Regions from separate parts of the Homo sapiens genome. Here regions 1, 2, 3, 4, 5 and 7 are each linked to region 6. A link is a loop called in an ENCODE intact Hi-C map of the cell type or tissue named here. Cell type or tissue: IMR-90. All regions are shown on one strand.

The links. Hi-C counts contacts between places; a loop is a spot of excess contacts. Peaks named below come from ENCODE experiments on the same cell type or tissue, not always from the same donor. Only the 100,000 strongest peaks of a DNase experiment are listed, where the experiment ranks them.
Region 1: a loop joins it to region 6, with 6 times the contacts of the local background. A loop is called at or near these places in 47 of 110 quality-filtered maps.
Region 2: it touches region 6 in a loop (7-fold over the local background); 63 of 110 quality-filtered maps call a loop at or near these places.
Region 3: it touches region 6 in a loop (14-fold over the local background); 11 of 110 quality-filtered maps call a loop at or near these places.
Region 4: a loop joins it to region 6, with 2.8 times the contacts of the local background. A loop is called at or near these places in 32 of 110 quality-filtered maps.
Region 5: it touches region 6 in a loop (4-fold over the local background); 2 of 110 quality-filtered maps call a loop at or near these places.
Region 7: a loop joins it to region 6, with 9 times the contacts of the local background. A loop is called at or near these places in 18 of 110 quality-filtered maps.

Annotation. Positions count from the first base shown.
Region 1 is chr1:246,490,387-246,494,386 of GRCh38, forward strand. All of the region lies in intron 1 of SMYD3 (SET and MYND domain containing 3), which reads right to left. Among named protein-coding and RNA genes, the nearest start is that of SMYD3, 15 kb to the right of the region's middle. In IMR-90, a CTCF peak has its summit at 2,440 (motif pointing left); a DNase peak (open chromatin) is centred at 2,425.
Region 2 is chr1:246,449,062-246,453,061 of GRCh38, forward strand. All of the region lies in intron 1 of SMYD3 (SET and MYND domain containing 3), which reads right to left. Among named protein-coding and RNA genes, the nearest start is that of SMYD3, 56 kb to the right of the region's middle. RefSeq lists an enhancer at 309-869. In IMR-90, a CTCF peak has its summit at 1,893 (motif pointing left); no DNase peak of the experiment used is centred here.
Region 3 is chr1:245,514,357-245,518,356 of GRCh38, forward strand. The region is part of intron 4 of KIF26B (kinesin family member 26B); the gene reads left to right. Among named protein-coding and RNA genes, the nearest start is that of KIF26B-AS1, 280 kb to the left of the region's middle. In IMR-90, a CTCF peak has its summit at 2,004 (motif pointing right); a DNase peak (open chromatin) is centred at 2,025.
Region 4 is chr1:245,873,351-245,877,350 of GRCh38, forward strand. The region is part of intron 8 of SMYD3 (SET and MYND domain containing 3); the gene reads right to left. Among named protein-coding and RNA genes, the nearest start is that of SMYD3-AS1, 230 kb to the right of the region's middle. In IMR-90, no CTCF peak of the experiment used is centred here; DNase peaks (open chromatin) are centred at 731, 1,801 and 3,421; H3K27ac peaks cover 1,954 bases.
Region 5 is chr1:245,786,733-245,790,732 of GRCh38, forward strand. All of the region lies in intron 10 of SMYD3 (SET and MYND domain containing 3), which reads right to left. Among named protein-coding and RNA genes, the nearest start is that of SMYD3-AS1, 320 kb to the right of the region's middle. In IMR-90, no CTCF peak of the experiment used is centred here; a DNase peak (open chromatin) is centred at 1,689; H3K27ac peaks cover 1,218 bases.
Region 6 is chr1:246,001,260-246,005,259 of GRCh38, forward strand. The region is part of intron 5 of SMYD3 (SET and MYND domain containing 3); the gene reads right to left. Among named protein-coding and RNA genes, the nearest start is that of SMYD3-AS1, 110 kb to the right of the region's middle. In IMR-90, a CTCF peak has its summit at 2,075 (motif pointing left); DNase peaks (open chromatin) are centred at 372 and 2,062; H3K27ac peaks cover 1,907 bases.
Region 7 is chr1:245,077,652-245,081,651 of GRCh38, forward strand. All of the region lies in intron 4 of DRC8 (dynein regulatory complex subunit 8), which reads left to right. Among named protein-coding and RNA genes, the nearest start is that of KIF26B, 75 kb to the right of the region's middle. In IMR-90, a CTCF peak has its summit at 1,573 (motif pointing right); a DNase peak (open chromatin) is centred at 1,590.

The DNA.
Region 1 (4,000 bases), 490 kb after region 6:
GCAAATTTCAGTCACTGAGACATTTATTGAACATCCTTGTGTACTTAGCAATGAACTAGGGTCTTGGGATTCACAGAAAAATAAGACAAGGTCTCCGTCCTCAAGAAGGCTAAGACCACAGGGCAAATAACTAATAAAACCTAATAACCAAATTAAGACCTAAATTATATAATAATACCTAAATTCCACCGACCAATCGCTGAGGGCTGGACTCAATGGCTCACACCTATACTCCCAGCACTTTGGGAGGCCAAGGGGAGAGGACTGCTTGAGCCCAGGAGATCAGTCTGGGCAACACAGTGAGACTCTGTTTCTACAAACAATTAAAAAATTAGCCAGGTATAGTGGCAGGCACCTGTGTTCCCAGCTATTCTGGAGGCTGAGGTGGGAGGATCGTTTGAGTCTGGGAAGTCAAGGCTGCAGTGAGCCATGATCATGCCACTGCACCCCAGCCTGGGCAACAGAGTGAGACCCTGTCTCAAATTAAATAAATAAATGGTCTTTTAAAAAGATCAATCAATGAGAACTAAGTAGAGCAAGGAAAGAACACGTATTAAGTATGAGTACCTGTTATACACAAAATACTTCCACATGTTTTATCTCTTTTAATTCTGAGGATAATCTGAAGAGGCAGGGTTCAAGATTAAGAAAACAAAGTTCAGAGCTGTTAAGTAGTTTGCCCCAACTCACATAACTCATAAAGAGGATAAGACAAGGGAAAGCACCAAAGTGAGAGTAAGTATGACCGGTTCACAAGGCACTGAGACCAGTCAGACTAAAACACAGGATACACTGGGAAATAAAGCTGGCCAGAGTTGGGCCAGATTAGAAAGGACCACTAGTTATGCTTGATGAAATAAGAATCTGTCAGCCGGGCGCGGTGGATCACGCCTGTAATCCCAGCACTCTGGGAGGCCGAGGCAGGCATATTACCTAAGGTCAGGAGTTCAAGACCAGCCTGGCCAACATGGCAAAACTCCGTCTGTACTAAAAATACAAAAAAATTAGCTAAGCATGGTAGCGGACACCGGTAATTCCAGCTAGCGGGGAGGCTGAAGCAGGAGAATCGCTTGAACCCAGGAGGTGGAGGTGGCAGTGAGCCGAGATCGCACCATTGCACTCCAGCCTCGGCAACAAGAGCGAAACTTCGTCTCAAATAAAAAAAAAAAAAAAAGAGAGAGAAATAAGAATCAGTCATTAAAGGCATATTTAAGGAAGACTACTAATATGGCAACACTTCATAGAACAGATTGCAGTAGGGAGGATCTGCAAACAGATATAATCAACTAAGACACAGCTCTAGAGAGGAGCTGCCCCTGGCTGATACCATCGGTCCTCTAGAGAGGAGCTGCAGGAACTGACCGATACTATCAGGTAGGCAGGTGTTGCTCCAAGCTGGCCAGGCCCTCACAGGGAGGCACTGGTGTCCTTCTGTTGAACATACACAATTTCACAGAACATGGACCTCAGACAAGGCCACTCTGTGACCGTGATGGATCAAAACGAAAACAAGACCACTCTGTAATCATGTCTGAACGCAACTCTGTTCAACTACCGATGTGCTCCCTGGCTGGACGGCAGGAACTAAAGCTAGAGCCTGTTCTAGGATGGTGGCAGTAGGAATAGAAGAAAGAAAGCAATATAAGTGACATTTCCAAGTAAGAATAAAAAAAACTGTTAGTAGGCAATTCAAGAGAAAAAGTTGAGACTCATACATCGCTTGAGTGGATAGCATCCAACTGAAATATTATAAATCTAATCTATAATATTTAAAATCTATATTTTTATTTAATCTAGTTAAATTAGTCCATGTTTTTCAGACTGAATAAAAGATGATGACAGAAAAATATTTAGTAGGTAATTAGAGATTAAAAAATAATGATGCCTGCGTCCCACCTCCAAAGGCTCTGATTCGATCAGTACTGAGTGTAGCCTAGGCATCAGGATTTTTCCAAGCTCCCCAGGTGATTCCAGTGTGCAGCTAAAGCTAAGAACCGGTATCTCAGAGAACGCCGATGGCTCCTGACTAGGAGGAAAAAGGACAAACGATGGATAGGGTAGAAAGGGACCCAAGAAAGTACTGGGGCAAAAAGGTAAGCGAGAAACAAAAAATGGCTGAAAGACTAGACAGACGATTCCCAGACACAGCAAGAGTCATTTAAATGATGAAAGAGTCACTATTTAACAAACGATAGAAACCAGGCAAGAAGGTTAACACAGGTTTAGATGACTAGGAAACATGACCAACAAGTAAGGCCACTACTCTGCATTAGCAAAATCTTCAGCTAGGAGACTTTCAATCTATGATCCTCTGAGGATGCCTGGATAACAACTACATGTACCACTACAAATAGATGTTAACTGTGTACAGCCTGTTTCTAAATATAGAGGTGGATTCCTCCAGCCCTTTTCCTTCCTAGTGTTCCCACACTGCCACCTCGTGGGTCAGCACTGCAAGGAGCCGGTTTGAACTGGAAGGGATTTCTAACTGGCCCTGTAAATTCACAAGGCAGGTACATGGTAAAGCCTCAATTCAAGGGTTTAATCCTTATGTTTTCCTCTGTTTAATTACAGTGGAAGACAGCCTTAAGGTACATTGTTTCTTTTGTGGGTGATAAGAATTTTCTAAAGTTGATTATGGTGATATTAGTATGTACTTAATGCCACCGAAGGGTACACTTAAATAAATAAAAGGGTAAAGTTAATGTTACTTTATATCACTTTAAATAGGCAAATGGTATGGTATATGAGTTATATCTCAATAAAGCTGTTACAAAAAAAGGAGGAGGTGGCCAGGCACATTGGTCTGTAGTCCTAGCTACTGGGGGGGAGGAGAGGGGGGCTGAGGTAGGAGGATCACTTGAGGCCAGGAGTTTGAGGCCAGCCTGGACAACATAGTGAGACCTTGTCTCTCTGAAAAAATAAATAAATAAAAAGAAAGAGGAGTAGGAGGAGGCAGCTGTAGCAAATACATAAATGGTTTCTAAAACTGCAGAAAACTTAAAAAGGATGTCAGAAATCACTCAATACCTTCATTTCAAAAAGGCAAAACTGAGACTCAGATTAACTTACTTACCCTACTTACCCAGGCAGTAAAAACTAGGCCAAAAAGGGGCACTATTAACCCATTTATGGAGGTCTTCTATGGTCTCCCAATCCTGAGAAGCTTTTTCTCTTAAGCTTGATCCTCAGCAATGCTATCTTTTGCTGCCTAACTTACTACTGGGAGATCACACTCACACCAATGACTTCACAGAGCAGTAGTATCACCACTATTCCAATAGTTCAAAACCCAGCACTCACCCTTCACCACAGAGCACTACTGTCACCACTATTCCAATAGTTCCAGCTCAAAACCCAGCACTCACCCTTCACCACAGAGCAGTACTGTCACCACTATTCCAATAGTTCCAGCTCAAAACCCAGCACTCACCCTTCACCACAGAGCAGTACTGTCACCACTATTCCAATAGTTCTAGCTCAAAACCCAGCACTCACCCTTCACTGCTTCCTTGCCCTTTAATCGGTCAACAACGTGGGTGAACTCCTCAACATGTTTGGTTCCAGGCCCTCTACCAGTCCCCTAGCTCAGGCCTTCATCACTTCACATCTAGAATAACGCACATTTTCTCCTAACTGGAATCCTCATCTCCAGTCTTTCCACTTCTCTCCCTCATCACAAAATTCACCCAAATCAGGACTCCTACACAAATCTTCCATGTGCACCTCATACTGCAGCCCAAAAATCTCTATGGGCTCCTCAAGAGTTGTACCTAGAAAATAAAGTTCAAAATCTCTTAACCTCAGCAAGGCCTTCTGTATCACAGACGCTATCCCAACTTATAATCTATCATCTATACAAACAGCACTTCGCTGCAGTCATAATGGTCTACTAAACAATGTATGCACATTTCCCAATTAGTTATTCCTCCATAGTTGTTATCTCTACCACTTATTTCACTGGTATCATGACTTTTTTTTTATTCCTTTCCCAAAGGTT
Region 2 (4,000 bases), 450 kb after region 6:
TACAAAAAATAAAAATAAATTAGCTGGACATGGTAGCACATGCCTGTAGTTCCAGCTACTCAGGGGGGACTGAGATGGGAGAGTCACTTGAGCCTGGGAGGTCGAGACTGCAATGAGCCATGATCACGCCCCTGCACTCCACGTGGTCAACAGAGCAAGAGCCTATCTCCAGAAAAAAAATAAAATAAACAAAAGTTTTCCCATTCCTCTGTCTTCCTTGAATCTCCACCAAATTGAATAGATGGTGGTGGATTCCCTTACTATATAAAGAAAGCTCTGAATAAGTAGCCTTTGATTGTACTCATTTGGGTAGACCTCATTTATTTCCACAACCAGAATAAAATCAATTAGTTATTTTTGTGATGTTTTTGCTCTTTAACTTAGAATTCCTTCTTCTGAGACAGTGTGATATGGGGCAGGAGGGACCTGCTTTGGAGCCAGGAAGACCTGGGTTTGGAAATCTGACTTCTCCAGCGATTACCTTATGCAAGTTCTATAATCTCTTTGAACGTGAGACCTGTGTTTGGAAATCTGACTTCTCCAGCGATTACCTGATGCAAGTTCTAGAATCTCTTTGAACGCCCATTTCCTCACTGATGTTCTCCATGAAGGGAACAATAAGCACCCACTGCTTAGGGCTGCCCTAAGAAGAGAAAATAAACACAAAAGGACACCGTGCCTGACACAGAGAAGTGTCAATGAAGTCAGGTGCTCTGACTGGGCTATGTTCTTCAGCTTTGAAACCTTTAATCCTGTGAGTATGAACCTGCTGACGTTAGGTGTGGAAAGGTTTTTTTTGTTTGTTTTTAAGTAATGTTATTGGGAGTATAGAGCCAAGTCCCTCACTTTAGAAACTAAAAGATGAGTGTTGCAGCTTCGGCATACCGTTTTGACTACTGTGACAGAAAATGACCCAAACTAGTTCATGTAAAATCTCATCAACAGGCCGGGCATGGTGGCTCACACCTATTATCCCAGCACTTTGGGAGGCCGAGGTGGGCAGATCACCTGAGGTCGGGAGTTCGAGACCAGCCTGACCAACATGGAGCAACCCCATCTCTGCTAAAAATACAAAATTAGCCGGGCGTGGCGGCACATGCCTGTAATCCCAGCTACTCAGGAGGCTGAGGCAGGAGAATGGCTTGAACGCCTCCGGGAGGCGGAGGTTGAGGTGAGCCGACATCGCACCATTGCACTCCAGCCTGGGCAACAAAAGCGAAACTCTATCTCAAAAAAAAAAAACTCATCAACAGAACTATAGGGACATCCCAGACTCCCAAAGACTGAGTTTCAACTGATAAATAACTCAATAAATCAGGCTGCTCTCTCAGGAAATGCTTGATTTGATCACCTCCGTTGTTCTTCTCTCAACCTGCTTCTTTTGCTTACTCAGCTGCACACGGCCCTGAAAAATGCCCACCCCAAGATGGCAGTGATCTATAATTTCATAAAGATTTGGGTTACACAGGTGTATGCATTTGTCGGAATTCATCGAATGGTATACTTAAGACATAGGCATTCCACTGCACTTAATGGATCTAGTCTCATTTCTGTCTCCCTCACTAAACTGTGACATCTCAAGGACAAAAAGGAATCATATTCGACACTGAATCCTCCACGCTGGCACAATGCCTAGCATGTAACTGAATCTCAGTAAATGCGTGATTATTAAACAAAGGAAGCAAACTGAAGAATTTGAGAAAGTCTACTTATTGGGATTTATTCTGAAAGATGTACTACAAGTTCACATTTTAATTAATGATTACATTCCAGTGAATTAATATAAACGTATTTAAATTTTAATCATTATGAAGTGAACTATATTTATAAGCAAACAATTAGTGACTTAATTAAGGTGCCAACTGTTCAGTGTACATGACTCTACCACCACCTAGTGTAAATAAATGCATATTACCACATTTGGAAATTCCCTAAAGACAAAGAATCTCCCAATGGTGGGTCACAAACTAACATACTTCAACCACAAACATTCAGCAGGTGCCTGCCGGTCCTGGAAATTATGCCAGGCTCCAGAAGGACAGACACAGCTCTTGTCTGTGTTGATCACTGCTGTCTCCTCAGGGTTTAGGAGAATGGCAAAGCACTTTGCTGGCCTTCAATAAATATCTGTTAGCTGACTGACAAGATTCTGGGATTAAAAGGTGACTAAGTTATCTTCGGGAAAGACATTCAGCCATTCAAAACCAACAGCATTTTATAAACAATGAAATATTATTCTGCACTAAAAATAAATGAGCTATCAAGCTCTGAAAAGACACGGAGGAAACTTAAGTGAATATTACTAAGCGAAAGAAGCCAATGTGAAAAGGCTACACACTATACGATTCCAACTGTATGACATTTAGGAAAAGGCAAAACTATAGAGACAGTAAAAGGATCAGTGATGACCAGGAGCTGGGGAGGGAAGGGATGAATATGTAGGGCACAGGGGATTCAGGGGGCAGGGAAATTACTCTATGATATGATGATGGTGGATACATGTCATTACACATATGTCAAAACCCATAGGATTTACAACACCAAGGGTGAACGCTAATGTAAACTATTCACTTTGGGTGATAATGTCATGAGTAGAAGGTGATCGGTTGCAACAAACGTGCCATTCTGGCGGGGGGTGTCCATTGTAGGGGAGGCTGTGCATGTGTAGAGGAAGAGGGTCTATGCGAACTCTCTGTGCTACGCACTCAATTTTGCTATGTAGTTAAAACTACTCTAAAAAGTAGTTTTTTTTAGTCAATAAAATTTTTTTACTTTAACTTTAGATATCAAATAAGCAAAACCCAAATCTAACAAGTACATCAAAAATATACTGTTTTTTTAAATGCCTACATAAATGCTCAATAAATGTTATTTCCTCACCTCCGTAGCACAACCGCAACTGCTTACCCCAAGTAGCTGACATGAAGTGGCTGTAAAGAAGCCACTGTTTCTTCATCTGTGAAATTAAGACAGCAGGACTAAATCTCTCACTTCCTATTCTAATTTAACATTCTTTTAAATTTTAAAAGAATAGATCACTAAACCTAAACTTTTCTAAAATATAGAAAAAGGAAGGAAACTGTCAAATACTTACAGCATCACACAGTGACACCAAAACCTGACAACGAACACATTAAAAATTACTGTCAAATCTCACTTGCGGGCCAGGGGCGGTGGCTCACACCTGTAATTCTAGCACTTTGGGAGGCCAAGATGGGTGGATGACTTGAGGCTAGGAGTTCGAGACCAGCTTGGCCAACATGGCAGAACCTTGTCTCTCCTAAAAATACAAAAATTATGGGTGGTGTTGTGCACCTGTACTACCAGCTACTGGGGAGGCTGAGGCACGAGAATCGTTTGAACTCGTTTGGGAGGTGGAAGTTGCAGTGGACAGAGTTCGCACCTCCAGCCTGGGCCACAAACCAAGACTCCGTTTCAAAAAAGAAACGGAAAAAAAAGACTCATTTATAAATATTGGTGCAAAAACTTTAAAAGTAATAGCAATGAGAACTCATAAATGCACTAAATGAAGGATAGGCTATAGGCACAACTGTTTACTCCAGTGATTCCAGGAGAGTTCACTATTAGGAACTCTACTCATACAAGCAACCATATAAGTAGGTCAAAAAAGAAAAGTTATATGACCATCTAAGTAGATGCCAAATAGACATGATGAAATTTTTAAACCGTTCCTGATTTTAACGCTTAGCAAAATAGCAATAGATGACTATTTCCTTAACATAATGGAAAAATACATTTCATATCAGTCTATAACTTTCTAATGTTTTACTGGAAACATTACTGAAACACTAAAACAATGACACACACAAGCATTTCTGTTGAAGTCTGGGAGGAATAAAGAAAGCCCACCATTGGGCTTCTAGATTAATATTCATCTAGAAGTACCATACTAGCCAATGCAAGGGAAAAAAAATCTTATGTGAGTTTTATTTATTTACCACACATTTTTACAGTGCTTACTATATGTCAGATACTGTTC
Region 3 (4,000 bases), 490 kb before region 6:
TCTCTACTAAAAATACAAAAATGTTAGCCAGGCATGGTGGCGGGCGTCTGTAGTCCCAGCTACTCAGGAGGCTGAGGCAGGAGAATCGCTTGAACCCAGAAGGAAGAAGTTGCAGTGAGCCAAGATCCTCCACTGCATTCCAGCCTGGGCGACAGAGTAAGTGAGACTCCATCTCAAAAATAATAATAATAATAATAAAATAAAAAATAGACATTTATATAATGAAGGTTTTTAAAAAAGAAAATTAAAATAAATTTGGAGAATGACCTGTGAAAAATGCCTCTGCAAGTTTTCCTGACCAGAGGAAGGACTTGGCTTCTCTCCTAGACATTTTTTCTCGTATCTTCCTCTAGGAGTCAGTGGAAGAGTGGCGATTAGGTAACATCTGAATGTAGTAGAACCCAGAGCTGTTACCTCCATTTGAGCTACTGCTGGTCATTGCTTGACTTCTATTCTCTCCATCAGTAAAATGCACGCGAAGCTTACCTCATTAGGTTTTTCGAGAATTAAATGAGATAATGCATGGTGCTTAGCTTAGCGTCTGGCCATAGCCTTGATGTCAATACTGTCCTCATGTTCTCCTGTCAGCGGTAGGTCTGTCTCTCAGACACTTTCCAACAGAGGACCCAGATCCTTAATGACAGGGGACCTGGGAAGACAGGGAGGCAATGTCACAGAATGGAAAGCGTGCTCGAGTAGAAGTCAAGACCTGGGTGTTTGAGTCCCAGCTCTGTGCATAACCATTTGAGTGATCTTAAGAAAATGATCACCCCCTCTTCCATGCTACAGCCCTAGATGGGTTACTCCTTACTCCACCACTCTCCTCACCTTGACTCGTGCCGGTCCCTCAGCACGACGGGTCCTCCTCCTGGCTGGCTCCTTTCTTCTCTCCTTCTATGAGACTCCCCTGATCCCCTGAGCCCGAGGGTCAGGGCTTCTCCTCTGCCATCCTATGGCACCTACATCTCTCCACGCTTACCGTGCAGCCATCACTGTCTGCCTTTCCCACTCGACTGTCATCTCTGTCTTAAAGCTCTGCCTTCGGTGTCAAGACCGGGCAGCACTCAATGAATGTTTCCCGAACGGATACGTAAATGACAGAAGGAATGGATGAAGAGTCCCTGCCCTGCCTCAGGTCTTGAGTGAAGATGAAATGAAATAATGTGTGTGGAAGGCTTGGATGAGTAGAGTGCTGTGCAGTTGCCTTCAGTTTTAAGTTAGTATGAGGACAAAGCATTTTTTATACCAATATTTTAGTTGGTTTCTCAGATACTGAGATTCACACATTTTAGTGAAACAAAACAATATTCTCTTTTATACCATCCTTGCAGTGTGGGCCCATTATTTGTTGTAGAAGCAGGCCAGGCTTTATGTGGGCTAGAACCTCTGATGGTTGAAACTGTGAGCAACAAAACTTTTCATTGCAGAATGACAGGTAAGATTCTGAAAGCCAGTGGCATGGGAGGGCTCGCTCTGTAACTCGGCTTGTCCCAGGGTATGAATGAGGGAGTTCAGATCCCTGCCTGTGAGGGTGGAGAAGGGAAAATGGTTTCTAAAAGCAGAGGAGGAAAGAGAAAGAATCATCATGGAGGCAGCATGGTCAGGGAAGGGGCAGAGGGTGTTGCATCTGACAAAGCTGGGTTTGGACGATAGCCTCATACTTGGGTTTCTGTTGTATCTCATGAGTCCTCTCCCTGGAGGAGTATTTGGATTCTATTCTGCTTCTCCCCTGAGTTTGTTTTCACGGTGGGACTATCCAGGACTAAAGAGAATGGCACCGTATTGCTCTCTCTTTCTGAACCCGGACTTGCAGGCCATATCTGGATTTATCCTTTTTATCAGCAGAATGGTACATTTCCCATAGCAATGCTTGAACTCTGGTCCGTGATGAAGCAAGCTCTTCCATGGTGTTAGAGTCTGTTTTTCCTTCAGAAAATGCTATTTGCAGAACGGCAACAACAAAACGTGTAACAGGAATTGTCCGTTCCCATGGCCAGTCCTCATGTAGAGCCACAAGATGGCGCAGAGGATGACATGAAATCATGTACGCGAGCGTGATTTGCTACTAGGCAGCTCTGTAGGGCTGTATGTATTGATATCACATGCGTCTATATGAACGCCCCGCTGCAGCTGCCTTTGCTATACAGTGAATACACTGTGGGTCTATTATTCGCCTCTTCAGATCCAGCCCAGGAGTTGGTGCAGACTCATTTTTCACTTTCCTTTGACCCTGGGTGTCTCCACAAATGAACCACCTGCTGTGTCTTGGTGGGGGTGGAGATGTGGGGTGAAGTAATGAGCCCGCAAGGCCTGTCTGTGCCTATTGGCTGCTCTAAAGGGAAGTTGAGGAATACTGCAAAGCCACAAATCTGAGATGTCAGCTCATAAATCTGTAAGCTCCTTGCTTAAGTAATACGCTCCTTGACGGCCAAAACTGTCATTTGCACATTCTCTTCAGCTGAACACAAAAGTTCCGGTTACCAGACTGTCCCTGGATACTGGGGACTAAAAGCTGGTGATTGGCGGAGTTTGGGGGTGGGGAGGGGGCGCTGGGCTGATTGCCCTGGCTGCTCCCCACAGCTCCACGGCTGCTGCTTTCACCCCCACCTGACCATGGTCGCAGTGGGGGGCTTTCTCTTGGTATTTAATTAGTAAGTGTAGGCAAACATTTGCATTGTGGCACTGGGATAGGAAAAGAGTTGAACATGAATATAAAAATGGGGATGGGGCCGGGTGTGGTGGCTCACACCTTTAATCCCAGCCGCCAAGGCGGGCAGATCACTTGAGGTCAGGAGTTCGAGACCAGCCTGGTCAACATGGCGAAAACCCTACCTCTACTAAAATACAAAAACATTAGCCGGGCGTGGTGACACGTGCCCCAGCTAGAGGCAGGGAGGCTGAGGCAGGAGAATCACTTGAACCCAGAAGGCGGAGGTTGCAGTGAGCCAAGATTACAGCACTGCACTCTAGCCTGGGTGAGAGAGTGAGACTCTGTCTCAAAAAAAAAAAAAAGGAAATGGGAGAAATAGTTTCCAGCATTTAGCTTTTGGCGACAATGACTAAATCAATACAAATGTTAATCTCTGTTGCATTATGCTTTTGAAACTGTATTGGCAGTTTAGGAAAAATCCAGTCAACAGTTTAATATGAAAATAGAGACCTGTAGACCAAATGGAGGGCAGGAAGCAGATATTTGCCACACAAACATTTATTGAGCGCTTGATGTATTATAGGTGCTGTGTAAAGTTTTGGAGATTCAGAAATGAATCAAAGAGAGGAGTGAACATACAAATTATCCCAACTATAATACCGGTGATAAGCCACAAGGTAGCTCTGCTAGCACGGAACATATGGAAGAGATGAATAATTCTGCTTCGGAGGGAAGGAGTCATATTAGAGTTGGGTCTAGAAGAATGAGCAGGAGGTGGCTGGGAAGGGAGGGCGTTTGGGCAGAGGAATTGGCATGATTCTCTGTGTATGCACAGGACCATGAAAGTGAATGGTGTCATGTAATTTTTTTTTTTTTTTTTTTTTGAGAATGAGTCTCACTCTATCGCGCAGGCCGGAGTGCAGTGGCACGATCTCGGCTCACTGCAACCTCCACCTCCTGGGTTCAAGCAATCCTCTGCCTCAGTCTCCCAAGTAGCTGGGATTACAGACGCCTGCCACAACAATCGGCTAATTTTTGTATTTTTAGTAGAGACGAGGGTTCACCATCTTGGCCAGGCTGGTCTTGAACTCCTGACCTTGTGATCCACCTGCCTCAGCCTCCCAAAATGCTGAGATTACAGGCGTGAGCCACCGCACCCAGCAGGTGTCATGTAATTTTATTCATATTTCCTGATGACTAAGACAACGTATTTTTCAGATTCTCAAAACAGGCAATGATTAGTAATAGATCACCTTAAATAGGATGTTATAATGGTGATGAAGACCAATCACAGCTGCCTGGAAACAGTAGATCATGGGTCAATAATGGGCCCACACCTGGGTTTTGTTA
Region 4 (4,000 bases), 130 kb before region 6:
GATGGCTTAGGCTGCTGTAAGCCCATACTCACAACTCCTACCCAAGTCCTGCCAATACTGTTGTGTAAACGCTACCAGGTGGGAGGTTTGAGATTCTGGGAAAAATGCAAAGATTTTACAGGAAAATTGTTCTCCTGACAATAGCCATTAAGATAAAGTACACCTCCAAAGTTCAGGGTGAGTTTTGTCTTAATGAAGACCAAAGCTGCAGCCCTCATCTCCTTTAATCGGCCACATCTCCATCTTTTGTATTTTCTTCTTTGAGGACAGATGCTCTCATTCTCCTCTGCCAACAGAGATAAAAATGCTTTAAGCTGCCGCAGAACAGATTCAAGTGAGGTTTAAAGGGCAGTGTCCCGAAGGCGAAGGTTATAGGATAACCTAGATGTGGCCACTCCAGAGACATTCAGACATGGGATGAATGATAGCTTGATTTGGGTTCTGTGCTGTTGGCATGTAAGACTGTGTGACAGGCAGCACTACGGAAGTGGAACTAAGGAGGCCGGGCCCTGGTACCAGCTCTGCCACTGGCCAGCTGTGAGGCCTAGAGTCTAACAGTGCCTCCTGGCTCCGCTTGCCCAGGTGAGAACTACATTAGGGTTACCACTGACATGGAAACTAATCCTTCCACTCCATTAGTCGCCTATGTGTAAAGTATATGTTGTCCATGAAAACAGACCTGAAATTCTGATAGGAAGGTTGCTGGGGTTTGTGATTGTGCAACAAATTGTAAATGCCTTTGTTCTGATTTGTCCCTCCTTCATTCTATTTTAAACTGAGTTTTCTCAAGTATAAACAACCCCAGCCATAGCACAGAGAGTCTACAGGACTGAAGACAACACTCAACATGGTACTACCTTCTGCCAAACCAAGAATTTGACAATGGTTATTTAATTCACACATTCCCTCTAACATTTGTATGTATAATGATTATAACAGGCAATATTCCAAGCTTGGGTAAACATGGTATTTGCTTATCTGCTAAAGCGAGCACATCAGATTATCTAATCTGTGGTTCTGAATTAAAGGAATAGTTTAGCTGGGGTCCACAATGACAGCTTCACATAACAAGTCCCTGAGACACAAGTCTAGACATAGCTTTTTAGGAGGCAATCTTACGGGTCATCTAAAGAAATGATTTATTTTGACATTAGAACCTCTCTCTTAACATCAGTTAATGGAGGGTTCCATAGCGTCCCCTAAGTCTTCAGAGTTGGGCTGCAGAAATTATCCCGTTCTACAAACACTTCATAAGGCAGCACTGAAATCCTTAGACCATGTGTCACACAAGCCAAAAGTTCAAAAGAAACATGTCGCTGTTCGAGGGAAAGAAATTACTTTAATCTCTCAGCCTTTAAAAAAAAATTCTAGAATTGTATTTTGTATCTCACTGGAAAAAAAGCCAGTGTTCCTCCAATTATTCTAAAACAAAAAAAGAAAAGTCTGTAGTCTGTGAATCAATCCATACAGAGATCTGTCCCTTGAAGCTGGAGGGTGGGTCACCCCAGAGGGCAGTCACTTGGCCTAAAGGTCTGGTGAGGAGAACACTACTTTGTAAAGTTTGGGAGGAGAGAGGGGTGACCAGATTCCATGGTACAGCTCTTTTGTGCCTCACCTCGTATCCATGAGACAGACTACACAAAATCACCAGGACTTAGACGCTCCTGCAAGCAGCTCTGCAGCCATGGAAGTGAAGTGCTGGCTGACGGCACGGCGAGCCGCTTCCTGGCACGCCAACAGAAAGCACATGTCTGCATTTTTGATTCCAGTAAACTCCAGGCTGGCTCTCAGCCAGAGGACCTCTTTGTAATGTCAAAGATAAAAGTACTGGCCATGTTTGGCACCCTGCCTCCACCTCCATTCTCTTGTAACCGTCTCATAAACCAAGCATGCATTACTGTTAACAGAGTCTTCCAGACAAAGGTCTGACGGAGCTTCATAAACATTAGCAGATGACGATCAGACAGGTCCCTACTGCACAGGAAGGAAAGGAGGTACAGGGAGGGGCAAGTGATTTCACTCAGAACATGCTGGAAATTGTGGGGAGAGCTGGAAATAGATATTCAACTATATACTCAGAATACTCCTACTACCAGAGAACTGCTCACTGAGCCGCCTGAGTCGTGCACATCTTCCATTAGAACCTGGCATGTGGGCAACATCAAACCTCAAATCTGTCCCCAGCAGTATAGGTATCATCTTTATATTGATATCTGATGAAGTTCCTCAAATTTGGATGTTCAAAATGGCTTTTTGAGTATACAAGATGATATAATGCTTCTCATACCCCTAATATTCTTCCTCTTGCCCAAGGGAATGCTACGATGCCAGTCACAGAAGATTTAGGAAATGATTACCTTTTGATTAGTTTTTGTTTTCATTTTGGGTCATACTCATTGTGGGCCAAAATTACACAGCCCTAGCTGTTTGCCTTTACCATTTCTGTTTTACTTTCCATTTAACTTTTGAGACTACTCTGAAAGTAAGATTTTAAGGTTTGTAAATGCTTACCAACTAAAATACGCAAGGATTTCTTTTCCGGAGGTAAACAAACTTACAAATCCCTCTTGCTCTGTGCAAGAACAAGGGGTACCCAGACCTTCATTCAGAGGACTTAATATGAGAAAGTCCCAGGTCTTCATCACCAGTGGAAGCTGGATAGCTCTGGATGTGCTTTTTAAAATATGTATCAGAGGCTTTAATTCACTCCAGAGGGCTGCAGAGAGCTTACTTCCTCCCCTATGCTACCAAGAGTGTGCAAACACACAGATACCCACAGACATGCCCACATACACACACATCCCAGGAATATGCTTTAAGGGATACTGAGGGCTCCGACTTTCCCTCAAACTGCAGACCTGTTGTTCCTCCAGCTTTGTCTCTCCTCTTTGCTGTAAGGGCCTAGTAAGGTAAGGTGGGTATATACTTAGAATCACCTCAGGAGCTGTTAAGAATACAGACCGGGTTCCATCGAGGCAAATGATATCAGCATCTCTTGGGGGCAGGCAGATACCGGTATCTTTTCTAAGCTCCCCAGGTGATTCCAATGCACAGTCTGGGCCAAGGACCATCAGCGTGGCCTTTGCCGCCTCAGCCATTGCTCCGAATCTCTGCGATCATGCTGTCACTCTTCGTGCCGACATGGTTAAGACTTGCTGCAAGTATTGATGGTTTTGCTTTTCTTTTTTCTTGTCTGCTCAATCTACAGTTCTGTCTCCCATGTTCTCTGCTTTTGCACAAATAGTTTATTTACAATAGACACAAAAGTGACCAAGTCTGTGGCACTACGGGGAATAAATCTCATGCCCTTCAGGTGCTCTTTAGCTCAATATATGACAACATCTCCCCAGTGCACTCCAGGGCCAGGTACTGGATCTGAGAAGACACAGCTGAGATGTGGCCTCAGCTTACATTCCAGTGGTTGAAACGGCCAAACAAATGTATCATTTCTAAATACCGCACGTGATAACAGAGAGGTAAGCCCTGGGGCTATGGGAGCATAGAGGCAGAGCCCTCTGCCTGGCCAGGATTTAGGGAAAATGTCCTGGAGAAGAGGATGCATGAGTGCAGGCTTGGAGGCTATGGGAGCACAGAGGCAGAGCCCTCTGCCTGGCCGGGATTTAGGGAAAATGTCCCGGAGAAGAGGATGCATGAGTTCAGGCTTGGAGGCTATGGAAGCATTAGACAAGGAGAGACAAGCAGGAAGGCCAGTAGCAGAGAAGAGAAAGAGGTCCTTGGGGAGGCCACGCTGTTGGGTGCTTCTGGTTCACTCATGCATGGCAGGGCGGCGCTGCGGAGACGGGGCAGCTCCCCGGCCCTCTGCTGCCCTACTAGGTCTGCAGTTACTTGCTGTTCAGAGGCTGCTTTTCCTTAGAGGCTCTTTTCCCCACTAAGCTGAAGGGCTACTTCAGAATGAGCCCACAGACCCAAAAACATAAAGCTGAATTAAACGGTTCATCGGGGGAAAGGGGTGGAGATAAAGGTTTAGATATGAGGTAGA
Region 5 (4,000 bases), 210 kb before region 6:
GAAAAATGTGAAACCAATGAATCTGCCAGCATGGTTGTTTCACATAGAAAATCTGGAATCCAGCATCTAAATAAACGGTAGAATACTGTTGCTACCAGCTGTGATTCCATTTAAGACACCATTTGTGGAAAATATTTATTATGGTCTTCCATTTTCTCAGCACAAAATCAAAGAAAATTGAGAAATATGAAATTACATTGTCTTCAAAAATCCTGTCATAGAGTAACTCAGCTCTCACAGCTATCCTCTGAAGATGTTATTGATGTTCTACCAAGTTGATGGAGTAATATAATTTGCTAGCAGGAAAAAATGCTGGCAAACAGAATTGTGTTCATTAGAGCGGTATCTTTACAACGCCTTCTTCCACTTTCATTACTTTTCAAGATCACACATCATGTCACAGGGCCGAACCACAGCCTTGCTATGCCCTGGATATTTCAGTATTTTTTTACAGTTGGAAGCAGATTCTTAACGCTTGTGCAAATTACAGCTATTTTTGCTAAAATGGGCTCATTTATGCTGCTGGGGAAAAGAAGCCTCTCTGTCTCCCTCTCTCTGAAGGTCTATGAGGCAGCTCTTTACATGTAGCTCCCATTACTTCAGGCTCGTAAGTTCCCGCGGGGGCAGTCTCTTCCATAACCAATCATCAGACCTAGCGCTGGACCAGTTCACATCCACACTGTGAAGTAAGCATCGTTTGTCTTTACTCCCTTTCCATCCCTCTTAGTTCTGACAAGTTTTCTCTTTCACTTGGGCTGAAGGACTCACCAACGGCCTTCTTAGTGTGGCCTCACAAATGCTGCCTTCTCCAGAGCAGCTTTCTCCAGAAGTTCCCTCTTTACCCAGTCAAAACTTCCAAGCCTCCTTTAGAAAAGTCTGATCCCATCAGGGTGTTAAAAAAAAAAAAAGGCAACCTTATTAGATGAAATTACAGGTGTTAATGATTAATAATTTCATAGATGAGTTTAGATTTTGAGGGAGAAATTCTTATCAACTCAAAACAATTTTTAATAGGTAAAATTTGAAACAACACAACTACGTGCTGCATTTTCATCCGTGGGAAGGAAAAGGATTTTTGGGCACAAGCGACTCCCAGATTCCTCAAAAGCAAACCACGGAGAGTTGAGCTTCATGTGTGTGGTAGAGGTTCAAGCACGGTATAGGGAGTCGACTTTCGAACTGGGCATTGTACTGGTCACATGCTCAACCTTGCTGCTGAAGTGTCCTTTAAATCACTTAGTCCTGGGAAGCAAATGCAAGATGCATGGATGGGACCTGACCAGATTAGCACAGGGAACAGGGCAAGGAGAATGGTGAGCAGATTAACACAGGGAACAGCGCAAGGAGAATGGAGTCTAGATTAGCACAGGGAACAGGGCAAGGAGAATGGAGTCCAGATTAACACAGGGAACAGGGCAAGGGGAATGGTGACCAGACTAGCACAGGGAACAGGGCAAGGAGAATGGTGACCAGATTAACACAGGGAACAGGGCAAGGAGAATGGAGTCCAGATTAGCACAGGGAACAGGGCAAGAAGAATGGTGACCAGATTAGCACAGGGAACAGGGCGAGGAGAATGGTGTCCAGGGCACCTATGAAGCATTGCTTCTACTTTCTGAGCTGCTGGAATAGACTACAAGCTTTGTGGTCTGCATTCCTCTACTTCTACTAAGCGTTCACATGACTCGGGAGGCCAGATGTTATTCCTGGCTCATGCCTACTAGGTTAAAGGAGTGGGGGATGCTTTACTTCCAATTATTGAAATGAATCACAGACTGTTTAGAGCCAGAAGGAAGCAGAGATCACCTGCTTCAACCCTGTCACCTTAAAGATGATGAAATAGCCTAGAAAAGTTGCCCTAGGCCCACTCAGGCCATGCAGCAAGCTCTAAGCCCCTCAGCTCTATCAAGTTGGGTACACAAAAGGTGCTTAATAAGTGTTGGCTAGCCTAGTGGCTGGATTCCTGAGGTCTGCTTCCTAGTTCCATGCTCCTTTCATTATAACTCCCTCCCATGCCCACCATCCCCACTCCCACATTCTTCGTTCCAGTCTCTGGTGGAAAACAATCACAGACCATGCCAGAGTCCAGAATAAGACCCCAAAGTGAGTTAGGGGACGGTCCACTTACTCAGTTACTTATGACTCTAATTATGTGCCAAGTGGTGCCAGTGTGCCACTGCTAATTATTACTACACAGGCTTCAGAAACTGGGCCAATTCTTTCTTCCTTCCAGGAGGAGGTTTGGACTAGGGGACCGAGAAGGTGGCTCTCAGGAAAGCATTCCGAAAGTTTCTCTATCACGGAGTATCCTTTGAAGGTGAAGTCAAGAACTCCTCTTGGAACACGGCACCAGGAGCTTTTGGAGTCCCGGATGCTTGCGGATGACTCCCCTTAATGAAATGTAGGTATGACAAGGTGTACGTGGCACTAGGTTCAGACCATGATAATGTGCCATTTCGGGGACCTGAATTCCTATTATGATGTAAGTCCTTTCAGAGAGACTTTCATAGGCAGCTCCCTAATGAGGCAAAGGTCTCCGTAGCTCCTCACGTATAAATGGAAAGTTGTTGCACAGAGGAACAGGGCCCTTTCTAACCAAGCTAGCAGGGACAGGAATGGCACTAGAACCCAGTATATTTCTGCACAGACTCAGGATTTTTAATAGTCTGCAATACGGCAAGCTGTAAGCAAGGAAATATTCCAATAAAAAAATAAAATACAGACTAAGAAGAAAGCCACAGTCAATATTTGATTATAGAATTCAATGAATGATTGGGGTAATATAAACAGGGGATGACCCCCAAATTCTTGATGTTGGCCTGAAAGTATTGTTTTTATTTATATTTAAGTACAATTGTGTGGTCTGTATTCTGGAAATTTCCTTGAAACTAAATATTGGTGCCAAATGAAGTCCACAGAGAATTTTATAAGCTCTATATTTTACCTATTTCCACCATTTTCCAATTCTCCTCAACACGAATAGCTGACTTCTTTCACTGCTCCCAAAACATTGTTGGGACAAAGATGGTCTATGGGTTAATGGATTTCCCTGCTCAGGCTTTGTACTTTCTAGCTGGCAATTATAGCTCCTTACATACTATTGATTAAAGAAAAATTCCATCTCTGGTGTTGCATCCACCTTTGGAAAAGTGAAACTAGAATTCATTGACCAGTTTGTTCATTTATTTGTTCATTCATTCATTCATGCATTCACATTACAGATTCCACATTTACTGAGCACCCATTATGGGCCAGACACTACAGGGATAAGCTGGGAAATAAGGGAGACCACGGTTCCTGTCCTCATGGATCTTACATCACTGTGGAAGGGCCAGATACTGGAAAGTATTAACAAGTCTGGTGAGTACTGGGCAGGCTTCAAAAGGGACCTACAGTAGTCAGAGCTGCTCTAGAGAGTCAGGAAAAACTTAGAAGAGACACTTTCATTGGGGGCTGGTAGATGAGTAAAAATTAGGCTGATGAAAAAACAGTAGGTGGAAAACCCCCAGGGGCACAAAACAGCAACACTGAGAATTCAACGAACTGATGGAAAGTCAAGAGTGTCCCAACTATAGAAGGAGAGCTGCAGTGAGGAATGAATGAATGAATGACCCTACTTGCTAGATTAGTGGAATCAACCCCAGTGATGAATGGGGCAACACGGGCAGAGCCCACTCTTATCTACCCACTGGGGCACTAGGTCCAAGTGAGGGGAGAACCCCCAGAGTCAGGGTCGGCAAAGCTTTTCGAGGGCAGCATCTGCACCTTGAGGGCAATTGTACTTTCTATACTTGGCTCCAAACCAGGCACACAGTCAGCACCTAAAAAATGTGGATGCTTTTAGAAAAGACAGAGTCACAAGCACATAATTAGAGAAAGCCTCTTTTGGTCAGAGGGAGAGCCTCATTTCTGAAGCAGGAATTTCTGCCACAGATAAGCCACAATGGGGGATGAGTGTACTCTGTGATTCTTTGGCTAACTGAACCATTTGCATGGACAC
Region 6 (4,000 bases):
TGAGAAAGTTTTATGTCAAGAGAAGATGAATTGCTCCAAGGAGAAAAATATGCCAGGCAAGTCCAAACACGTCTGCCTACCTACAAGTATGATTCCCACAAGCACGTCCTCCTCTTGCCAACCCATCTTCAACCTTATAGGGTGCAGATGTTTTTGAAAGTTTCTCCTTGCTCCAGGTACTATGGAAGAGACAGTGTCTGGCTTCATCCTGGAAACCATGGGGTATGTGGCATCCATCATGTTTTGGAGATGGGCCGTTTTTACATTAGCCACCCTTGCCAAAATCTAAGAAGCATGGCTGTTTCTCATCATGTGGTCGCTGGCTCTGCGAGCTGTGGTTTGAAGACGGAAACAATAATAATCCTATACATAAATGACTAACATTTTATGGGGAAGACAGAAAATAGTTTAAATGTTTTCCATGATCCTCTTTTTGAACTACAAATGATAGTCAAACAGGGGTCATTGCCCTGGCTGATAATTTTCAGAATTGCAGACCCTACAGTAAATAACATTCACAGATGGTTCCTTTCTTTGAATATCAATGCTCTGCCTTTTGGGAGCTGGCAGCTACTCAGAGAAGAGCATTAAACTGGCCAGAAAGAGACCTGGGATCCTCTGGATCTCTTTCCTTTGTTCAGAACAAGAGATTTTGACAGATTCTCCGGCCGCCAGTCTTCCAGCTCTGGTTTCCAGCTCTGGTTCTGGGCGATCCCCAAGAGATCACAGATACTTTGTATACTTTCCACATCCACCACTGTAATTGCAGAGTCCCTATCTTCCTTACGATTCTGTTTACTAGAACCAAACCCATCATTTTTGAGACATTGCCAAATTCACTGCAGGAACAAGTCATAAGTCCACTGAGAAGCGCATGCCAGTTGTGAGGAGACTCCGGTCTGACGGGCAAGATGACCACCTCCTTTTTATTTTATTATTTTTTTAAATGGAGTCTCGCTCCGTCACCCAGGCTGGAGTGCTGTGGCGCGATCTCGGCTCACTGCAAGCTCCGCCTCCCGGGTTCACGCCATTCTCCTGCCTCAGCCTCCCGAGTAGCTGGGACTGCAGGCTCCCGCCACCACGCCCGGCTAATTTTTTGTATTTTTAGTAGAGACGGGGTTTCACCGTGTTAGCCAGGATGGTCTCGATCTCCTGACCTCGTGATCCACCCGCCTCGGCCTCCCAAAGTGCTGGGATTACAGGCGCCCGCCACCACGCCCGGCTAATTTTTTGTATTTTTAGTAGAGACGGGGTTTCACCATGTTAGCCAGGATGGTCTCGATCTCCTGACCTCGTGATCCGACCGCCTCGGCCTCCCAAAGTGCTGGGATTACAGGCGCCCGCCACCACGCCCGGCTAATTTTTTGTATTTTTAGTAGAGACGGGGTTTCACCATGTTAGCCAGGATGGTCTCGATCTCCTGACCTCGTGATCCGACCGCCTCAGCCTCCCAAAGTGCTGGGATGACAGGCGCCCGCCACCACGCCCGGCCCATTATTATTTCTTTAGAGACGGGGTCCTGCTCTGTCACCCAGCCTAGAGTGCAGTGGTGCAATCATCGCTCACCGCAGCCTCGACCTCCTGGGCTCCAGTGATCCTTCCACCTCCCTCTCCCAAAGTGCTGGGATCACAGGCCTGAGCCTCCGCGCCCGGCCACCTCCTCTTACAGTAGTTCCCAACCCATTCTTCGGCCTCACTGCATGGCTCACACGGAAACATCTCAGTTTACCACCGCACGATGTAAGTGCGTTCTACACTCACCAAAGAGAAAAGAAGTCTGAAGGATAAGGCAGAGAAGAGAAAGGTTGTAGGTAGGAGGATTGGTGAGCAGGGAAGAGATATGATGGAAGAGGCGGAGGGAAAGACGGTAAAGGGGCGAAGAAATGCCAAGTGAAGATGTGTAGGCACACAGAAGAACCGAACCCAGAACCAGAAAGGGGAAAAACTCTATTGTTCTGTGGGGCTCCAATTCACAGGTCATTAGGCTTTGGAGGATCCCCACAGAAGGTTGTCATCTGCTTCTCAAACCTCTGGCAGGGGCATCAGGTGTAGCTATGCTACCACAGCGCCATCTGGTGGAGCGGTGGGACTTATCATGACCTAATCAAACTCTTTTAGGACTAATTCCGTCTTGCAACAATTCCAGGCAATAAATACAGGTGACAGGATATATTATTGAGGAATATGGACAGCTGAAGTTCACACATTGTTACGTCCTATGGATTATCTCCTCTCAGAACAATTGTAGAGTAACTTTACAATCCACATACTGAAAGATTCCCTCCCCATTCCTTTTTATCTCTTCCCACCCCATTTTGAACGGCTCAGCTATCAACAAAATTTTCAATAAGAAATACATTGCCTTTAGATGTACCTTTTTCAGCAATGTAAAACTACCTTGCTTATTATTCCAATGATCTGAATTTTGAGCATCTCTTTAAATTACATACAGATCAATGTCATGAAGCATTAAATTTATTATAATATGTAATATAAATATCTCACACATCTAGTCATTAAACACTAATATTTACTTTGTTGCCTTTCTTTCTCCACAGTTTTCCCATGTGATTCTCTTAAGAACAAAATATAATACAGTCGTGTAAATCTAAGTGATTTATTACACAAGTGATTATCCTAGAGATACTGGGACCCACGACTTGGGGCTCCACCAATGTTCCTCTGTTATATAAGCTCAGGTATGAGTTCTGGGAAGCCACAGGGCATGGGAGCAAAACCACATGCTTTGGCTCAGACCTCGATTGGAATTCGGGCACCGCCACTTACTAAGGGGCCTTCTCAAGCCTGTCTCCTATCTGTAAAATGGGAATGAGCCTACCGACTTCATAGGATTGCTGTGAGGATTAAATGGAAATCGGTACGCAAAATGGCCAGCACAGTGCTAACATCTAGAAGGTGCTGCCCAGCCCCAAAGAGATCTACCAGAGAAATAATAATTCTCATTTTTAGTCAAGCTACAAAATAAGACTCCTCATTTCTGATTTGTTTTATAAAAATGCAAAAAAGAGAGAGAAGAAAAGCCTTCCAAGATTCTGATACCGCTCACCCCAGTTTTCACTTGAAAGTCAACCAATGAATGAGCACCAGGGTGAAGATGGAATTCTGCCAGCCACAGTACCTGCAAGAGTCCACAACACACTTGACTTTCATTCATGTGTACTACAATCCTGTGGGTTAAAGGGCCATAAAAGTTGTCCTGGTTTTTCTTATACTTCAAAGGAAGCAATTTAATGGCCATGAATGACAGCCTCCCGATTACACTGTAACTATGAAACACGACTGTTCTGGAATGATTTCCAGGCTGGCTCCCTCACCAAAGGAACTTCAAGGTAAGAATTTAAACAAAATAACCTTTCCAGGCTTTCATCCAGCTTCCTCATGCAAGAGGCTCTATCCTTGGGAGCCCAGGGAATGTATGTGCACACAAAGGGTTACGTAGGGTTGAGGCCAGACAGAGGGTGGTCTGGAGAGTTGTGTTGAGGCAGGGCAACCCAGAAAATGGACAGCACTGTTCCCTGGGGAGGCCTATATGCTACAGACACTATAAGAAATAAAAGAATAAGGGATAATAATTTTTTTTTTGAGACAGCGTCTCACTCTGTCACCCAGGTTGGAGAGCAGTGGTGCAATCATGACTCGCTGCAGCCTCAACCTCCTTGGACTCAGCTGATCCTCCCACCTCGGCCTCCCGAGTAGCTGGGACTACAGGCGTGCACCACCATGCCTGGCTAATTTTTTTGTATTTTTTTCTAGAGATGGAGTTTCTCCATGTTGCCCATGCTGGTCTCAAACTCCTGCGCTCAGGCCATCTGCCCATCTTGGCCTCCCAAAGTGCTGGTATTATATGCATGAGCCACTGGGACTGGCCTAATTTTAACATTTTAAGGGGGAAACATTACATGAAGAATGTTGGTTACAAAGAAAAACCTCAAAAATGTGGGCTCTGCCTATCTTACTGCCATTGCTTAATTAGCCAGAT
Region 7 (4,000 bases), 920 kb before region 6:
TGGGAAAACTGTTATTTACATGGAGAAGAATGAAATTGGATCCGTATCTCACACCATACACAGAAATCAACTCAAGCTGGATTAAAGATTTAAATGTGAGACTTGGAGCCATAAAACTAGAAGAAAACATAGGGAAAATGCTCTTTGACATTGGTCTGGGCAATGATTTTTTGGATATGATACTAAGAGCACAGGCAACAAAAGCAAAAATAAACAAGTGGCACTACATCAAACTAAAAAGTTTCTGCATGCAAAAGAAACAAGGAGCAACCTATGGAATGGGAGAAAATGTTGCAAACCATACATTTGACAAGGGATTAATATTCCAATACATATAAGGAACTCAGACAACTCAATTGCAAAAACAAAAACGACCTAATTAAAAAAAACGGAAAAAAGGACCTGACATTTTTTCAAAGGTGATGTACAAATGTCCAACAGGTATATGAACATCATTGTTCATCAAGGAAATGCAAACCAAAACCACAATGGGATGTCACCTCACCCCTATTGTAATGGCTACTATCAAAAAGACAAAAGTGTTGGTGAGGGTGTGGAGAAAAAGGAACCTGTTGGTGGGAGTGTAAATTGGCACAGCCACTACGGAAAACAGTACGGGGGTTTCTCAAGAAACTAAAAATAGAATTACCATATCATCCAACAATCCCACTTATGGGTATAAGTCCCAAAAGAAATAAAATCAGAATCTCTAAGAGCTATCTGTATTGCCATGTTTATTGCAGCATTATTCACAGTAGCTAAGATATGGAAACAACGTGTCTATAAACAAATGAGTGGATAGTATATGTACACACACACACACGTATGTAATGGAATATTATTCAGCCTTAAAAAAGGAGGTCCTGCTATTTGCAACAACATGGATGAACTTGGAGGACATTATGCTAAGTGAAATAAGCCAGACACACAGAAAGACAAATACTGCATGATCTCTGTTACATTTTCAAAAGTCAAACTCATGGAAACAGAGAGTAGATGGGTAGTTAACCGGGGGTGGGGGTAGAGGAAATGGGAAAATGTTGGTCAAAGAGTACAAACTTTTAGTGATAAGAAAAACAATTTCTGATGTACAGTGTGGTAACTATGGTTAATAATTATTCTATACTTGAAATTTACTAAGAGAGTAGTTCTCAAGTATTCTCACCACACATACAAAAAAGGTAACTAGTGAGTCGGTGGATAAGTTAATTAGCCTGTGTGGTAATCATTCCACAAGGTATATGTATATCAAAACATCGTGTGGCACACCTTAAATATATGCAATTTTTATTTGTCCATCATACCTCAGTAAGACTGGAAAAAAATAGAGGAAACTGAGTGAGAGAGGTATATGGGAACTCTGTATTATATTTGGAACTTTTCTGTATATCTAAAACTATTCTAAAATCCAAAGGTTATTCAAATATAAAATCCTTTTATAATATAAAATAGTGTCTATATTAAACATTCCATGAATTCTGTACTTAGAATTATTGTATAATTTTATTGTTTTTAATGCCATTGCTTATACATGTTTTTGTACTCAAGAACAAATTGGATACGGCCTCTAGAGGACAGTGTTGGGTCATAGAAAGATTTTACAATTTCTGCCCAAGTTGAAGATGGTCATAATCATTTTTCTTCTTCTTTTCTAACCACAAGTCCTGTTTATTCGTTGTCCCTCTGTAAAAACAACAATAACAAAGAACACTTATGACCCCTCTGCTGTTCTGACTAGTTGGCTGTTTTGTTTTAACTTATTTTCGTATAATTTTGGTTCCACAAACATCTATTAGGCAAGAAAGATCTGCGGAGTTGGCACCATAATGTTCACATCCCTGAGGGTTTGTGAAAGTTGTGAGGGAACCCGGGGAAGCGATATGAGGCGTATATTATGTGTCATTTGTGAGTTCTTCCACGATGGAGACGGAATTATAGAGTTGAACTTCCTTTGGAAAAACAAACCACGGTTCGTAGCTTGATCAGGGTGCATGTAAGCTAAAGAGGGGTTTTGGTCTTTTAAAGGTTGAGACTGCCTGCTCTACAGTGGTTTGTTGGTGGTGGGAGGAAAGGAAAAAAACCATTGCTCTTGCTTCTGGAGCAAATTTCTGGAGTAATCAGAATAGCAACTCAACATTTTAATTTTAAAATTCCTCCTCCGGAGATAACCTCGTAGGATTGCCATTGTATTTGCCCGGGGCTCCTGAGGTGGGGAGTTGCAGAGTGCTGCTCAAGTGCGTCAGAGCCATATGAACATTCACCTGCAAAATGCTCGCCTTGGACTTAGAGGCAGCTGAAGACAATTGTTCATGAATGGATGGGCTCAGAAATTCTGAAACACACAATTCTGTCATTGAATGCGCTGAATTTTCTGCCGAGAGTGGAGTCTGAGGGTTCTACCTTGCTAGGTGTGAATCTAGTATAAACATTAAAAAATAGGAGTCATTTGGATGATGGTGTGTTCCACTTAGCAGCAACCTATAGTTTTTCGTTTGTTTGTTTTTGCTCGAAGAATAAATCTGTCCAAAGCTCATCTGCTGAATTGGGATCTTTGAGCCTTTTAATAGGAGTCTTGAGAGGGAGTGGAAAATGTACAGCTCCTTATAGATAGCCCGACATGAAAGTTAAGGTCAATGGTGTTTTGTTCAGCCACTCCATCCAAGTCGAACCCACGGGCAGGGATCTGTTTTGTTCTCATTTACTAGTGCTAAGTGCCAAACATTCTCTTTCTCAGGTATAGTCTTCTAATTTAGTGGTGGTGTGACAAAGTTCTATTTACCATATAGGTACTTAATACGTATTATGATGATTTAAGATGTAGTTGGTCCTTGAGATCGTGATTGGTCCCCTCAGCTGGTCCCTCACTCAGGATTCCTTATCTCAGGGAAAAGCATCACCTTATCCCAGTGGTATAAGTCAGAATCTTGGGAGTCATCCTTGAATCCTCTGTTTTTTCCATCCTTACTCATAATGAATGCAGGACCAGGTCCTACCAATTTCACTTCTTAAATATTTTTTGAAGCCATCCATTTCTCTCTCCATGGCCGCCACTCCAATCTAAGCCCTTGTCATATCTGCTTAGACTACTGAAGAAGCTGCCTCACCCTCAAGCAGTGTGCTCTTCCAAAACATGCATCTATGAGACCGTCACTGATTTCCCATTGTTCTCAGGCTAGCAACCTTATCACTGTCATGGACAAGAAGGCCCTGCCGTCGGGCCCCTGTCTCTCTTTCTAGCCTCATCTTGAAGCCTTCTCCCTGCTCCTTGTACTCCAGCCTCCTAGCCGCCAATGTGTCAGCAGAGAGTCTTCGCGTATTCAGTTTCCTCTAGGTGACTGTCTCTCCCCTGCTGTCTCTGTCTCATTACCTTCTACTCATACTCTCTAAATCAGCTGGAGTGTTATTTCCTCATGGATGACTTCCCTGGTCTCCTGGTCTAAGAAGTGTTCTTTATTTTTTTATTTTTATTTTATTTTATTATTTTATTTATTTTTTATTTTTTTATTTATCTATATATATATATTTTTTGAGACGGAGTCTCGCTCTGTCACGCAGGCTGGAATGCAGTGGCCTGATCTCGGCTCACTGCAAGCTCTGCCTCCTGGGTTCACGTGATTCTCCTGCCTCAGCCTCCTGAGTAGCTGGGACTACAGGCGCCCACCACCATGCCTGGCTAATTTTTTGTAGTTTTAGTAGAGACAGGGTTTCACCGTGTTAGCCAGGATGGTCTCCATCTGCTGACCTCGTGATCCACCCACCTCGGCCTCCCAAAGTTCTGGGATTACAGGCGTGAGCCATCGCACCCGGCAATTTTTTTATTTTTTATTTTTTTATTGAGATGGAGTCTCGCTCTGTTGCCCATACTGGAGTACAGTGGTGCGATCTCGGCTCACTGCAACCTCCATCTCCCGGGTTCAAGTGGTTCTCCTGCTTCAGCCTCCCGTGTAGCTTGGATTACAGGTGTGCGCCACTACGCCCATATAATTTTTGTATTTTTAGT